2 separate regions of the Homo sapiens genome follow, and region 2 is linked to region 1. A link is an interaction called in ENCODE POLR2A ChIA-PET data of the cell type or tissue named here. Cell type or tissue: PC-9. All regions are shown on one strand. Links, peaks and the distances in the headings refer to the core of each region. The heading gives the core; the rest is flanking DNA.

Evidence for each region. ChIA-PET counts read pairs that join two places held together with the same protein. Peaks named below come from ENCODE experiments on the same cell type or tissue, not always from the same donor. Only the 100,000 strongest peaks of a DNase experiment are listed, where the experiment ranks them.
Region 2: POLR2A ChIA-PET joins it to region 1 with 7 read pairs; 1 of 35 experiments calls an interaction of 5 or more read pairs at or near these places.

Annotation. Positions count from the first base shown.
Region 1 is chr20:56,603,929-56,611,801 of GRCh38, forward strand. No RefSeq gene overlaps it. Among named protein-coding and RNA genes, the nearest start is that of TFAP2C, 21 kb to the right of the region's middle. RefSeq lists an enhancer at 2,347-3,546. In PC-9, for the core only: no CTCF peak of the experiment used is centred there; DNase peaks (open chromatin) are centred at 2,433, 2,813 and 3,333; H3K4me3 peaks cover 1,345 bases; H3K27ac peaks cover 3,602 bases.
Region 2 is chr20:57,077,581-57,085,453 of GRCh38, forward strand. No RefSeq gene overlaps it. Among named protein-coding and RNA genes, the nearest start is that of BMP7-AS1, 130 kb to the right of the region's middle. In PC-9, for the core only: CTCF peaks have their summits at 3,377 (motif pointing left) and 3,576; a DNase peak (open chromatin) is centred at 3,401.

The sequences.
Region 1 (7,873 bases), core at 1,275-5,274:
AGCTACTGCACCCAACCCTGCCCTTTAAATAATATTGATGTTAATTAGAATAAGAGCAGCAGCTATTGTGCTTGATCCTGTTTCTTTTTCTTTCTTTTTCTTCTTCTTCTTTTTTTTTTTTTTTTTTTGAGACAGAGTCTCCCTCTATTGTCCAGGTTGGAGTGCAGTGGCACGATCTCTGCTCACTGCAACCTCCGCCTCCTGGGTTCAAGTTATTCTCCTGCCTCAACCTCTGGATTAGCTGGGATTACAGACGTGCCTCATGCCCGGCTAATTTTTGTATTTTTAGTGGAGACGGGGTTTCACCATGTTTGCCAGGCTGGTGTTGAACCCCTGACCTCAAGTGATCCACCTGCCTGGGCCTCCCAAAGTGCTGAGATTACAGGTGTAAGCCACCATGCCTGGCCCTTTTTCTTTTTTATAAATTGAGACAGGGTCTCGCTTTGTCACCCAGGCTGGAGTGCAGTGGCACAAACTCTGCTTGCTACAGCCTCAACCTCCTGGGTTTGAGCAATCCTCCTGCCTCAGCCTCTCGTGTAGCTGGGACCACAGGCACATGCCACCATGGCTGGTTAATTTTTAAATTTCCTGTAAAGACGGGGTCTTGTAGAGAACAGCCTAGGCTGGTCTGGAACTCTTGGGCTCAATCAATCCTCCTGCCTCAGCCTCTCAAAGCGCTTGGATTACAGACGTAAGCCACTGTGCCTGGCCTACCCATGGGGGTCCCAACTGCCACATTTTCTGCCGCTTGGGTTCACCCATCCCTCTCCTCCACCCGTCCCTCCTTTCTCAGTATTGTAAAACACACCCCGACCTCATATCATTTTACCCAGAAATATATCAGTGTCCATCTAAGCAGATAAAGGCGTTCTTGCTTGTTTGTTTTTCTAACGCCCAGTGTGATCGTCACTCCCAGTACACGTTAATAAAAATTTCTGGGCTGGGTGCAGTGGCTTGTGCCTGTAATCTTAGCACTTTGGGAGGCCAAGACAGGGGAATGGCTTGAGGCAAGGAATTTGAGACCAGCCTGGACAACAGAGTGAGACCCCCATCTCCACACACACACACACACACACACACACACACACAAATTAGCGCGGCGTGGTGGTGGAAGGCTGTGGTCTCAGTTACTTGGGAGGCTGAGGTGGGAGGATTGCTTGAGCCCAGGAGGTTGAGGCTGCAGTGAGCCATGATTGTGCCACTGCACTCCAGCCTGAGTGACAGAGTGAGACCCTATCTCAAAATAAATAAATAAGCCAGGCACTTATTAATTCTGTGACTCCCATCTGTAATCATAGCACTTGGGGAGGCTGAGACAGGAAAATTGCTCAAACCTGAGAGGGGGAGGTTGCAGTGAGCAGAGATCATGCCACTGCACTCCAGCCCGGGCAACAGAGTGAGTGAGACTTCATCTCAAAAAATAATAATAATAAATGAATAATAATTTCTTACCATCTAACAACAGGTCCCCTTTTCAATTCTGTGCTTTTAAATGAGACCAGAGGAAGAGCTGGAAAGCTTTGGAAACTTGCCAAACATTGTAAAGCACTTAAATGAATGTCTTCAAGGGCTGTGCTCAAAGTGTGATCCCCAGGCAGGGCCACCAAACCACCCTGGAGCTTGCTAGAAATGCAAAATCCCAGGCCCAGGGCCCCAGATCCAGTGGAACTGAACTACCGCTGGACCAAAACCAATGGATCATTAAAGTTTAAGGTTGGCTATCTCCACTGTGTGGAAGGCAGTGGCTGGTCCTCTCTGAATTAATCTACTTTTTCTTGAGGCCTGGATCTTGCTGGTTGATAGCAGCTTCACTGAGTCTTCCCACCAGCAGTGAGAGCCTGCCATGTGTTAAACATCAACCAGGCCTATGGGGACAGTTGAGGTCACTGCCGTTGACAGGCTCCTATTCTAGTGCAAGATACAGACAAGAAGCTAATAAATGATAAAGAAATAGAGTAATCCCAGGTTGTGATTATTAACATATGAGTTGTGCGAGGCCTCCCCAACAAGCCTATTGAAATTGCACCAGCAGAGCCAGGTGCGGTGGCTCACACCCGTAATCCCTGCACTTCAGGAGGCTGAGGTGGGCGGATCACCTAAGGTCAGGAGTTGGAGAACAGCTGGCCAACATGGTGAAACTCCGTCTCTACTAAAAGTACAAATATTAGCTGGGAATAGTAGCACCTGCCTGTAATCTCAGCTACTAGGGAGACTGAGGCATGAGAATCTTTTGAACCTGGGAGGTGGAGGTTGCAGTGAGCCGAGATCGCACCACTGCACTCTAGCCTGGTTGACAGAGCAAGCAAGACTCAGTCTCAAAAAAAAAAAGAAAAGAAAAGAAAAAGAAATGGTTCCAGCGCCTAAGGTGTCCTCCCCCTCTGGCTTTACTTTGCCCTGTGGCCCTGTTTCCAGATGCTGGGCCATGCATCTTACTACTTATTTGCTCATTGCTTTTCTCCCAGGCCAGGAAGTAATCATCACACACAGACTGCCATATACCCACCCTTAGGACACAGAAGGAGTAGGAGAAATACTTGTTGAATGAAAGCTACTATGACTTTTCAAACAATGAGAGTGCCTAAAAGTGATCAATACCTGATTAGCGATTGTTTTTTAATACATCTGATTCCTACCCATGGGAAGAGTTCCTATGTGGAATGAGGCTACAATTCTTTCACTGAAAATAAATTGCACCCTATCCTGGGTGCTGCTCCAACCTCACCTCAGGGCTGGGAGCCTGGTGCTGCCACACCCTTGCCCTGAGCAGAAGAATCCGGAAGAAGCCTTTGGCCAGAGCCGCAGGTGAGTCATTTGAGGACTCTATGCCCTTGTGGCCATCCTTCGGTCACCTGTCTGGAATTTTATTTTTTTTAGCCCCCGGGCTCTGCACCAAAGAGCTGGCTTTTTTTGTTGTTGTTCCAGCTATACCTAAAAGGGACCAGCCTCATTCATATAAAGATCTCAGATCTCTCAAAAGGCATCTACAAATTAAGAGTAATTCTGCTCAAAATTAAAGGAAAAACATTTTTTTGGCGGAGGAGGGAATTGTGTAGAGTTGAAGAAATCCAAGAGATTGTAAAGTTCTTGTGGAGGGTGGAGTCAGTGAGAGGAGGCAGAGAAACAAGGCGAAGGCCTTTGCGCTCCATCTGGTATCTGTGTCCAATAGATGGTTTCACCCACAGCATGGCAGAGTCCAGCAAGGATCCAAGAATATGCAGGAATCAGGGAAATGATGAAGACAGCACTTTAAATGGGAGGGATTTTTAAGTAAATGCTATTAGGCCAATCAACTGGAAGTCTATTCATTTGCAAACAGTAACATGAGGCTTCCTCCTCAAACCCCAAACACATATACACGCACATTCCACAGTTCCACACGGGCTCAAGACCCAAACCAAAAAAACAAATTCTATGAGAATGCTTGATACAAGACTAATAAAAAGAAGACTGGGCCAGGTGCGGTGGTGGCTCATGCCCATAATACCAACACCTTGGGAGGCCTAGGCAGGAGGATCACTTAAGGCCAGGAGTTTGAGACCAGCCTGGGCAGCACGGTGAGACCCCCGTCACTACAAAAAATACAAAAATTAGCTGGGTGTGCTCGCATGCTCCTGTGGTCCCAGCTACTCACCGGGCTGAGGTGGGAGGATCGCTTGAGCCCAGGAAATGGAGGCTGCAGTGAGCCCCGATTGAGTGATTGAACCTGGGTGACAGAGCATGACCCCGTCTCAAAAAAGAAAAAAAAAAAGAAACTACACTTTCAGGGATAATTTCTATAGTTGGTTACTAGAGAAGTTTCTTTAAATATGTAGAGCACCATTTAAACAGAATAATAAAAAGGCTGTGAGCAGTGGCTCATGCCTGTAATCCCAGCACTTTGGGAGGCCGAGGTGGGCAAATCGCTTGAGGCCAGGAGTTCGAGACCAGCCTGGCCAACATGGCAAAACCCCATCTCTATGAAAAATCCAAAAATTAAGCCGGGTGTGGTAGCTCATGCCTGTAATCTCAGCACTTTGGGAGGCCAAGGCAGACAGATCACCTGAGGTTGGGAGTTCAAGACCAGCCTGGCCAAAATGGTGAAACCTCGTCTCTACTAAAAATACAAAAATTAGCCAGGTGTGGTGGTGCATGTCTGTAATCACAGCTACTCAGGAGGCTGAGGCAGGAGAATTGCTTGAACCTGGGACGCGGAGGTTGCAGTGAGCTGAGATTGTGCCACTGCACTCCAGCCTGGGTGACAGAGCAAGACTCTGTCTCAAAAAAAAAAAAAAAAAAAAAGAGAAAGAAAAATACAAAAATTAGCCGGACTTGGTGGTCCACACCTGTAATCTCAGCTGCTCGGAGGCTGAAGCGGGAGAATCACTTGGACCAGACCCTGGAGACAGAGGTTGCAGCGAGCAGAGATTGCATCACTGCACTCTAGCCTGGGCAACAGAGTGAGACTCCATTTTAAAATAATAAGAAGAAGAAGAAGAAGAAAAAGAGAAAGAACACTAAAAAGATAGTGCAATGGTAACATGAGCAAAGAGCTTAAACAGGTAGTTCACTGAAGAAGGAATACAAGTAAATACAGTAAATACCAGAAGAGTTGTCATCACCATACCATTTCTACCATCAGGGCGCACAGATACTAAAATGACAAACAAACAGAAAATGAGACATAGCTGGAGATACCGTCGAAGAAGGGCCAAGAATGTTGCTTGGCAAATTCATGTAAAAGAGCAGTAAGATCTTCTTTAAAAAAGCTGTGTGCAGAAATATGTACTTAAATACAGTATATAGAAAAAGGACTCAATGGCTACAGACTTCTTAATCCTGGTTATTTCTGTGGAGAAGCTAGGGAGTTCCTACTTGTTATAGTGTACCAAGTGGAACATCCATTGCAGGTGAACTTACCAGGACACAGGCTCTCTTCTTCGCTGTCGGCAGGGGTCTAATTCAATTGATGGGAGCATTTGAGAACCTAAATGTAGCATTAGCTAAAAACTCTTGGACACTACACCCTCCCTTCTTGCATTTACCCTATAGCATGTACCTGTATGATTCTGTAAGTCCTATAGATACTATGGGGGATGGATCCATTACATTCTGTAGCATTGAACTTCCCAAATGCTCACAGCCCTTAGGTCCTAAACAGCCTGTGGGGTGGCTTTTGCTTGGGCCACAGGCTATATTAAAATATATTGCAATCAAGCAGGGGAATAGTTTAATCTTAAAGCAAGTGGTTTAGCACCTGGTGTGAGAATCTCGCTTGAGCCGCCTGCCTGGCCCTAAAGGGGACATCTCTAAACATCTGCCTCTGGGGTTCTGAAGTGTGCAGTGGGGAGTCACCTTCACAGAGAGGACTTGCTGTGACCTGTAAGACACCATGCCTCTTCTCTTTCCTTCCGAGTGCTGCCTGACAGTGTCCTAAGTATTTGTTTGTGGTGGTTTATCCTCCCCAATCATGGTAAGCTTTGTGAGATCAGGGGCTTTGTTGCTTTTGTTCCCCGGGGTCCCCAAGCCAGGCCTGGCATCTGGGAGGTGCTCAGAGTGTATCTGTTACAGGAACAAGAAAGTCTTATCCACCGCCCATGCAGCTTAAGTAAAGCATTGTATTTACTAAACACTCGCTGTGGTCCAAATGCTTTGTTGAGCAAGGTAGATAAGAGGATGGATGTTTGTGGACTGAAAGAACCAGCTCCTGACCCCACCCTTAGTGCTCCAATTCTGGCTGAGCTCTGGGTGCCCCAGGGCCTTGCTATCCCTTCCCCTCCCCCTGCTTCCTCTAAGAATCTTCTCCATCCTTCAAGACCCTCAGGATTGCTGCGAAGCTCTCTCACCCCTGGACTGGACCAGACCACCCGTAGCCTCCCATAGCACCCTCCTGTATCACCTCTGTAAATGCTGGGCTGGTTATGGAACTGTCCACCAAGTGCGAAGGTTTATCTCCCACTGCTGATGGGAAGCCCCCTGAAGATGGGGATTTTTGGCCTCTTTTTTTTTTTTTTCTTTGAGACAGGGTCTCGCTGTCGCCCAGGCTGGGGTGCAGCTGCACAATCATGGCTCACCACAGCCTTGACCTCTCAGGCTCAAGTAATTCTCCCACCTCGGCCTCCTGGGTAGCTGGGAGCACAGGCGCGTGCCACCATGCCTAGCTAATGTTTCTATTATTTGTAAAGACTGAGTCTTCTTATGTTGCCCAGGCTGCTCTGGAACTCCTGGGCTCAAGCGATCCTCCCTCCTCAGCCTCCCAAATTGTTGGGATTACAGGCGTGAGCCATCACGCTAGCCAGATTTTGGCCTCTTTGGTTGAGTGTCAGCTCCCCAGCACAGGGCCTGGGAATCTGTGGAATGAATGCACGAGTAGTACCAGACTGACAACTGGGGCAGAGGTGGGGAATCCCAGCATGGAGGGACCTGGGCAGACCTGGGTGGCCAGTCTGAAAGGTGATGCATGTGATTCAACACCTGGCCCGAGAGGGGACCACTTAGGCCTTCCCGGGTGCTCATGCCACAGACACATGCAGACCCTGGGCACAGCCTGAATGAGGCCTTTGTTAGGATGAAGGGTTTGGCTTTCCAAGCCCCCCAAGCGCTCTGCAGACATTACTTTTCACTTATCTCTCCCCCATATCCCAAGAGGTTGAGACTATCATTTTCATTTTTTTTTTTTTTTTTTTTTTGAGACAGAGTCTTGCTCTGTCACCCAGGCTGAAGTGCAGTGGCTCGATTTCGGCTCACTGCAACCTCCGCCTCTTGGGTTCAAGCGATTCTCCTGCCTCAGCCTCCCAAGTAGTTGGAATTGCAGGCGGGTGTCACCCTGTCCCGCTAATTTTTGTTATTTTTTTTTTAGTAGAGATGGGGTTTCACCATGTTGGCCAGGCTGGTCTTGAACTCTTGGCCTCAAGTGATCCACCCACCTCAGCCTCCCAAAGTGCTGGGATTACAGGTATGAGCCACCACGCCCGGCTATCATTTTTATTTTAAAAGTGTGGAAACTGAGGCACGGAGAGGTTAGGTCGCTTCCAGTGAGGGATGAAGGTGGGTTGAACCTGGAGCCCTGGGACCCCAGGTCAGTGCAGCCTCACATGGAGCCAGCTGCCTCGGTCCTGGTTGCACTTGAGGCCTTGCTGGCTCTGACACTGACAAAGTTTGAAAGTTCCCTCCTAACCTCCCTGAGCCTCAGTTTCTTCGTCTGTAAATAGAAATATGCAAAGGACCCATTTCACAGGGCATCGTGAAGCTCAGATGACCTCGTGCACAGGGCCCAGGTCAGGTGGGGTTCCTGCTGTGCGGGGCTGGCCATTCGCATCCCTGACCTCCTGGCGGTGCCTGTTCCATGCCCAGCGAGCCCCAGAGGAACAAATCTTTCACTAATGCTCATTACGGGTTAAGCTGAACCCCACCTTTCACATGCAAGAGGCCTTCCCTTTCCTGTGGGAGGCAGGAGGGCATCCTGATTAGCACCAAGCTCTGGACCCAAGGTTTGAGGTTTGGCTCTGGGGCCTTGGACAGTCTTCCAACTTCCCTGTGGGTGAAATAGTCAAAACCCATGTTTCCATCTCAGGGATGTGAGGAGGATCTTATCTAGATCAATGCCCAGAAATCATAATGCACTGTGCCTGGCACAGAGTCGGTGCCCAGGCAGGGTCTCAGCCTCATTATCGATGCCACTCAGCCCTCCTGCCCTCCTCTGTGGCCTGGCTTAAAGTCTTCCTGGTGGAATTAGGCGCCCAAGCTCAGAAGTTTCACCTGTTCCACCAAGGACTCCAGAGATCTTCATAGGGATCCCCCAAGTCTTCGCTTGGACATTATGATGTTTCACCTTAGGTGTCAAGATGAAGGCACACGTGGTGCCCAGACATTAGTCAAACATTATTCTGGTCCAGGC
Region 2 (7,873 bases), core at 1,447-5,446, 470 kb after region 1:
CTTTTTAATAGTAGCCATTCTAATCGATGTGAGGTGATATCTCACTGTGGTTTTTGATTTGCATTTCTCTGATGAGTAGTGATGTTGAAGCATCTTTTCATGTATTTCTTGGTCATTTGTATATTATGTTTACGGAAATGTCTATTCAAGTCTTTTGCCCACTTTAAAATCAGGTTACATGATTTTTGTTGCTGAGTTGTAGTTCTTTTTATATTTAGATACTAACGTCTTATCAGATATATGGTTTACAAATATATTCTCTTATTCTGCCTCTTATTACCTTTTCTCTTATTACCTTTTCTGATTGTGTCCTTTGAGGAAAAAGTTTTTAACTTTAAATTAGTCTCATTTGTGTATTTTTGCTTTTTTTGTCTGTGCTTGTAGTGTCATATCCAAGACCAAATTCGTGTCATGAGGATTGCCCCCCTAAGTTTTTTCTAGGAGTTTTAAACATTTGGGTTTTTTGTTTAGATATATAATCCCTTTAATTTTTATACACAGTCTAAGATAAAGACCCAACTTCATTCTTTTGCACTTGGATATCCAGTTTTCCCAACACAATTTGTTGAAGAGACTGTCCTTTTCCCATTGAATGGGCTTAGCATCCTGTTGAAGATCAGTTGAGTATACATATAAAGGTTTATTTCTAGACTGTTTATTCCATTCCATTTGTTTATGTAACTGTCTTTATGCCAGTACCACACTGTTTTGATTACTGTGGCTTTGTAATATGTTATGAAATCGGGAAGTGTGAGTCATCCAACTCTGTTATTTTTCTTCAAAGCTTTTTGGCTATTCAGATTCCTTTGAGATTCCACAGGAATTTTAGGGTGTTTTTTTTAGTTTTGCAAAACATGCCATGGGGCATTTTGATAAGGATGGCACTGAATCTGTAGGTGACATCTTAAGAATTTAAGTCTTCCAATACATGAGCATGGGATGTTATACCATTCCTTTGTGTCTTCTTTAATTTCTTGTGCAATGTTTTATAGTTTTCAGTGTACAAGTCTTTTACCTCCTTGGTTAGGTTTATTCTTAATATTTATTCTTTTTGATACTATTGTAAATGGAATTTTTTAAAAAATTCCTTTTCTAAATGTTCATTGATAATGTATAGAAATGCAACTGATTTCTGTGTGTTAATTTTGCATCCTGAAACCTCACTGAATTTATTTATCAGTTCTAACAGCTTTTTTTGTGGAATCCTTATGGTTGTTTACATATGAGATTATGTCCTCTGTAAACAGGAACAATTTTATTTCTTCCTCTCTGATTTGAATGCTTTTTATTTCTTTTCCTTGCCTAAGTGCTCTGGCTAGAACTTCCAATACTATGTTAAACAGAAGTAGCAAGAAAGGCATATTTGCCCTGTTCTTGATTTTGGAGAAAAAGGTTTCAGTCTTTCAATGTTGGTTATGGTGTTAGCTGTGGGCTTTTTAGCTATAGCCTTTATTGTGTTGAAGTAGTTTTCTTCTATTCCTAGTTTATTAAGTATCTTTATCATGAAAGGATGTTAAATTTGTCAAATGCTTTTCTGCATCATTTGAGATGATTAGGGTTTTTTTTTCCCCTTCATTCTGTTAATGTGGTGTATCACACTGATTTATTTTCATATGTTGAGCCATCCTTGCATTCCAGGAACAAATTCCATTTGGTCATGATGTATAATCATTTTACTATACTGTTGAATTCAGTTTGCTGGTATTTTGTTGAGGATAATTACTTCAATATTCATCAGCGACATGAATCTCTAGTTTTCTTTCCTTGTAGTGTCTTTGTCTGGCTTGGTATCAGAGTAATGCTGACCTCATAGAATGAGCTTGGAAGTGTACTCTCCTCTTCAATTTTTTGGAGGAGTTTAAAAAGGATTGGCAGTAATTCTTCAAGTGTTTGCCAGAATGCTCCAGTGAAGTCATCTGGACTTGGGCATTTTTGTTGCTGGGAGGTTTTTTATTACTGATCCAAAATCCTTACTAATATTAGTCTGTTCAGGTTTTCTATTCCTTCATGATTCAATCTATGTAGCTTGTGTGTTTCTAGGAATTTATTTATGAAAATCACAGGAAGTAGCAGATTATTCATTTCTACTAAGTTATCCAACTCGTTGGCATAGAATGCATATTTTAAACAACTAGCAAACTTGTTGAAAATGCACATTCTTGAGTTCCCCCAAGAATGTTGACTCATAGGTATCCACTGGGGTCTGGTGGGGGGATAGTGCATTTTGAAGCTCTCCATCCAGGGGATTCTGACTTTCCCTGAGCAGCAGAGAATATCTCCCTGGCCCCTTAAGAACAGAAATCATGCTGTGCCTGCCTCCCCCTTCCTTCCCTGCTTAGTCATACCTCTTCCACCTTAGATCTGAGTCCTCAGACCCCTGGCAGCCCACAGCCACAAAGTCATGTTTTTGTTACTTTGTCCCAGTTTTCCCCTCTGACTTAGACTTAAAATCTGCTGAATTATCCAGAACTCCAACTATCCTAGGGCTCAAATAACCTGGAATGTTTTTTCACACTCCTTTCCCATTGATCTGGAAAGTCTGAGGGTTTCCTATGTACCTTGGGGATTCTCAAGAGGGAGGGATGCTTAGTGTCACCCCGGTATGGTGTGTGTGGATTTTTACCCTGCCAACTTTTAATCCTGTGGAATCAAGCATGGGTTCCTGGCACAGTGGCAATTTAGGAAATTTGTGTATCCATTTAATCAGAGCACTGTGTGCAGAGAGAGGCCAAATTTAGGGCCAAGTTGAGAATAAGGGGAATAAGTTTGCTTTCTGAGTTTTTCTCACTAGTCTCTCCAGAGAGAGACTCTCCTCTGTCCCCTCCTGCTTTACAACCCAATGTCTGCCCATTGGCACCCATCACTTCCTGAATTCTTAGTTCTTCATTTTGTCATTACCTGTTTCCCACACTGGAGTGTACACCTCCATGGGGGCAGGGAACACACCTGTCTTGTTCACCAGTGTATTCTCAGCACTATCCCAGGGCCTGGTGCATAGTATATGCTCAATAAATGTGTGTTGAATGAGGATACAGTGAGCAAATGCACAGCTTTTGGTTTTTGTTCCCCTTCACTGAGCTTCCCATTGAAGCTGGTAGGGCACCTTTGGCAAAAGCCATCCTAGTGCTCCAGAGAGACAGAAGGTGTCTTCATCTGGCTTAGCTTCCATTTTCTCAACTAAAAAATGGAAGCAATAAAATATACCTTGTAGGGGTCTTGTGAGGGTCAAAGGAGATCTCATCAGTAAAAAGTCCAACAAGTGACAGATACTGGAAGCTGTTGTCAAAGTGAATGAATGAATAAATAAATAAATCTGAAAGACAAAAGCCTCATTGTAAGCAGTCAGTCACTCTGGACAGTCTAATGCTTTCAGCCCCACCTTCTGGCTGCTCCAAGGAATAGAAGGATCATGGATGTTCCAGCATTCTGGCCCCTTGGAGGTCATCTGCCACATGTTGTTCCATGAAATGGGCCAGGTCAGATATGAGTCACCTGCCAAGGATGCCAAGTCCAGTGGATACCTCTCCAGCAACCAAACATCTACATGATCCAAGAGGCTAGCTCAGAGGCTGGGGGATGCTGCTTGAGATATTTTGCAGAGCATCTTCAGGAAAATGTCAAGCTGCTGTGCCCTCAGAGTGCTCTCTGCTCCTAGGTGAAATATTACAGCATGGGCCAGTGTTGTTGTTAGCTCTCCAATCAAGCCATGAGTACACTCACCTTGGAGCCTTTGCATGTGACATTCTTCCTGCCTGGGACACACTTCCCATGACCTCAGCTTAAATGTAGCCTCCTCCAGGAAGCATTCATTGATCCCTCCAGCCCCAGGCTGAATCAGGGCCCCTGTGCATCCCATACCACAGGTTTCTAACTGCCTGGGGACCTGAAGAGCCGAGCCTCCCTTCAATTATGAGAACTGTTGGTGCCATCATGAGGGTCACTGCGAGATCCAGGCTCTGGGGTCAGGCACCCCTGAGAGTGAATCCCTGCCCATCACTTCCCACCTGGGAGATGCTGGGTACCACCCTGACCTCTCCAAGCCTCAGTCTCCTCTCAAATGGGGCAGGTGATTTCTACCTGGGATGTACACAAGATGCCACCAAGCATCAAAGCCTCAGCAGCACCTGGCACACATGTGTCCTGTTCATCCTGTAGGCAGGATCACAGACAGCAAGGCACCCGTCACCCACTCCTGCCCTGGAACTTCAGCTTCATGAAATCTAGATTCTTGGGGCTAACGCTGGTGAATTTTTAAAAGATGCAACAAGCCTAGATTTACTAAATGTGAAGTTCCAGGGTGGGATCTGGAGTGTGTGCACATTTGAGGGGAGTTCCCACCGGGAGCCCAATACTGGATGTCCTATGGCCAGGCTCCTGTCTGGTCTGCGTGGTCCTTAATCTCAGTTTTCTGTGCTGAGAACACCAGGATGTCCACCCGCCTGCCAAGGGCTCTCTGCCAGCAGCTGCCAGGAGGGCTCTGAAGTCATACCTGTGGACATGTCCAGGTGCCCTCTGCTGCTTGCTTCAGTGAAGCCTAAATGTGGCTTCGTGAGCATCCACAGACGCTAGGCAGCCAAGAACTTCCAGAAACAGACGTGGGTGTGGGAGGGCAGGGCAGGGACCTGGTTCTGCACACAGACACACAGGTGGGGTCCTGTGCATGCAGAATTCTCCCCTTCTGTGACTCCCAGATTTGGGGGACCCTGAAGACTTGGGGTTTGGAGTGGCACTAGGGGACACTGACAGAAGGTAGTGGTTTTGCAAGAGACAGCTGTCCCGCCGAGACGGGTGGGCTGTCATGTGGCCAGCAGGATCCCATCCCCTTTTCTCCCAGGTCACCCCAGCACTCTGTATGGGCCTGTGAGATGCTGAGTGACATTGATTTCTTGAGCACTCACCGAGCCCAGGCACTGGGGCTACAGCAGTGAACACAGCTGACAAGATCCCTCCCTTTAGGGGGGCAGATGGAAAGTCATCAAGAAAGCTATGTGAAGCGTGAGGAGCACCAGGTGGTGGTGAGGGCCACGGAGGCAGATGGAGTGAGGGGAGGAAACAGAAGTGCAGGTGCTGCTCCAAACAGAGTGGCTGGGGTGGGGAGGCCAGGAGGGGAGCTGGTGAGCATATGGCGGATGCAGGGCAAGGGGCTCCGGCTGGCCCAAGGGGATGGCACATGCAAGGCCCTCAGGCAGGCACGGGCCAGGGATCTGGGGGCAGGGAGGGGCCGCTGTGGCTGGAACAGAGCAGGCGAGGGGAGCATGGAGGAGGTGAAGTCGGGCTGGGGGAGGGGAAGGATTTGGCAGGCAGAGCGGGGACCTTGGGGTTCACTCTGAAAGGAGGGCATCCCCTGTAAGGCCAAGGTTGCTGGGGATGCGTCTGTCCCTCACAGTCTCAAAAGTGTTCCCGGTGTCCCCAAGGGTCTGAGTGGTCACGAGACTCTCAGGAAGACCTCCTGCTGAGTATGTCTGAGTGTGAGATGTATGCATGTGCACAGTGTGTACACGAGTGAGTGTGAATGTATGTGACTGTGTATGTGTGGGTATACATGTTAGTGTGTGTACACACCTATGTGTATGTGTACATGAGTGTAAGCATACATGAGAGCATGTGTGAGTGTGTGCATGTGAGTATATGAGTGCACATGCATGTGTACATGAGAGAGGGTGTGTACCTGTATGTGAGTGTAAATGTGTGTGCGTGCATGCTTGCATGTGTGCATGTGTGTGCATGTGTGTGAGTGTGTGCACATGTGAATGTATGTAGGTGTGTGTGCGTATGTGTATGTGGGTGTGTGTTTGTGTGCATGTGTGTATGTGTGCGTGTGTGCACACGTGTGTGCATGTGTGTACGTGCGTGCGTGCATGTGTGTGTGTGCATGTTTGTGTGTGTGCACGTGTGTGCATGTGTGTGCGTGCATGTGTGTGTGTGCGTGCGTGTGTGTGTGTGTGCAGAGAGGCACTGGGGAGTCTGGGTAAAGGGGCTGCAGGACTTCTGCAATCACACCCGTCACCCTAATACCTCAGTGCAGATTTTCTAAGATCAAAGACATTCCCCTAAATAGAATTACTCAAATCAGAAAACCCAGCCTCGATATAACTCTGTAGCCTCCAGGCCCTGTCCAAGTTCCACCAGCTGCCCCATGAGTAACTTTTATAGCAGTTTCTTCCCATCCAAGATCAGATGCAGGCTCAGGCATTGCCTTACTTGCCACATCCCTTGGCCTCCTGTCATCTGAGTGACGCCCCGGCCTTCCTTGGTTGTTGGTGACACTGGCCCCTTTGCCAAGGGCAGGCAGGGCATCTGGCCCCATCCTCACTCTGGCTGCTCTGCTGCATGTCCCACTGTATCCAGGCTGTCTGGCTGGATTCATTTGCAGTGTGTTAATTTCACCCCCAAAGTGGCTTGAATGGTGGCCTCCAAAAAGATGTGTCCATGCCCTAACCCAGAAGCCTGTGACTGTCACCTGATTGGGAAAAGGGTCTTTGCAGATGTAATCAAGTTAAGGATCTTGAGATGAAACTATCCTGGGTATCTGGATGGGCCCTAAGTCCAGCACCAAGTGTCTTTGTAACACACAGAGGAGAGACAGAGAGGAGGCGACAGCCGTGTGAGGACAGGCAGAGACCTGAGTGAGGCCACCGCAGCCAAGGAACGCTGGCAGCCACCAGAGGCTGGGAGAGGCAAGAAAAGAGCCTCTCTCGGGCCTCCAGAGGGAGCGCAGCCCCACTCAACCTCGGGCTTCTGGCCTCTAGAACTGAGAGAGGCTCCCTTGCTGGAGCCCAGCACATGTTGTCAGCGGTAGGGGAGCTGACCTCTCCTACCCGAGGCCACCCAAATGCTAGTAGCTTCTCCCACACACCCCCGGCCAAGGCCAGAAACATTGGATGCCTCAAGATGTCTTGACATATCCTAGGCTGTGGCGGCCACCCCAAAATGGGAAGTTGTTTTAAGCCCCTCTGTGGATGGTGACTTGTCTCACAGCCCTGGGAAATCCGCACAACCTCTGCTTTCTCTCAGGTCGGTTCTCCGGCCACTCTTCCTATAATGCCGTTCACAAAGGTGACAACTCAGTCCTCGACTGTCAGCAAACAGTCCCGCTCCCACAGTCTGAGGCCACGTGTCTTTGGATGAGGGGATGTCTTCTCCATCCAGAGGAGTGACCAGGGGAGGAGACCATGATGGTGGAGCTGCTGGGTGACAGAATGGACAACTGGCCTGGGAAAGACCCCGCTTCCCATTTTGGGGTGGCCGCCACAGCCTAGGATATGTCAAGACATCTTGAGCCATCCAATGTTTCTGGCCTCGACCACGGGTGGGTCAGAGAAGCCACTAGCATTTGGTGGCCCTTGGGTAAGGAGAGGCCAGCTCCCCTACCACTGACATGTGCTGGGTTTTAGGCCAGGCTGGGCCCCAACAGGGCTCAGAACAGGAGGTGGGGGGTGGGGGCAGCTGCCCCAATTCAGGCACATCCTGCCACCTGACAGTCACAGGGCGGGGTGGCATCTTCCTACTGGCAATGCTGAGGTGCGGACACTGGGGCCTCACAGCAGGCTCCTCCACTGTATCAGGAGGAAGCGGATTCAGCTGGGAGTGAGGAGGTTTGCAGACCCTCAGGGGCTGGGTTTCCCACAGCTCTGTGCCCAGGTAGGTGGCACACGGAGACACCATCCTTGGCCTTGCAAAGCCTGGATTCATCTTGCATGTCACCCTTGGATCCCCAGGAAGATCCTGCCTGGGGGTGGGGTGTGGGGTTCAGTCTGTTGTGGGGCGGACCTCAGCTGCACTGGGACAACCATGTGGCTTCAGGGAGGGGCTCTTTCTTCTCTGCCTTCTTTTACTCATTTTGTTTTTAATTTTAATTTAAAAAAAACATAAA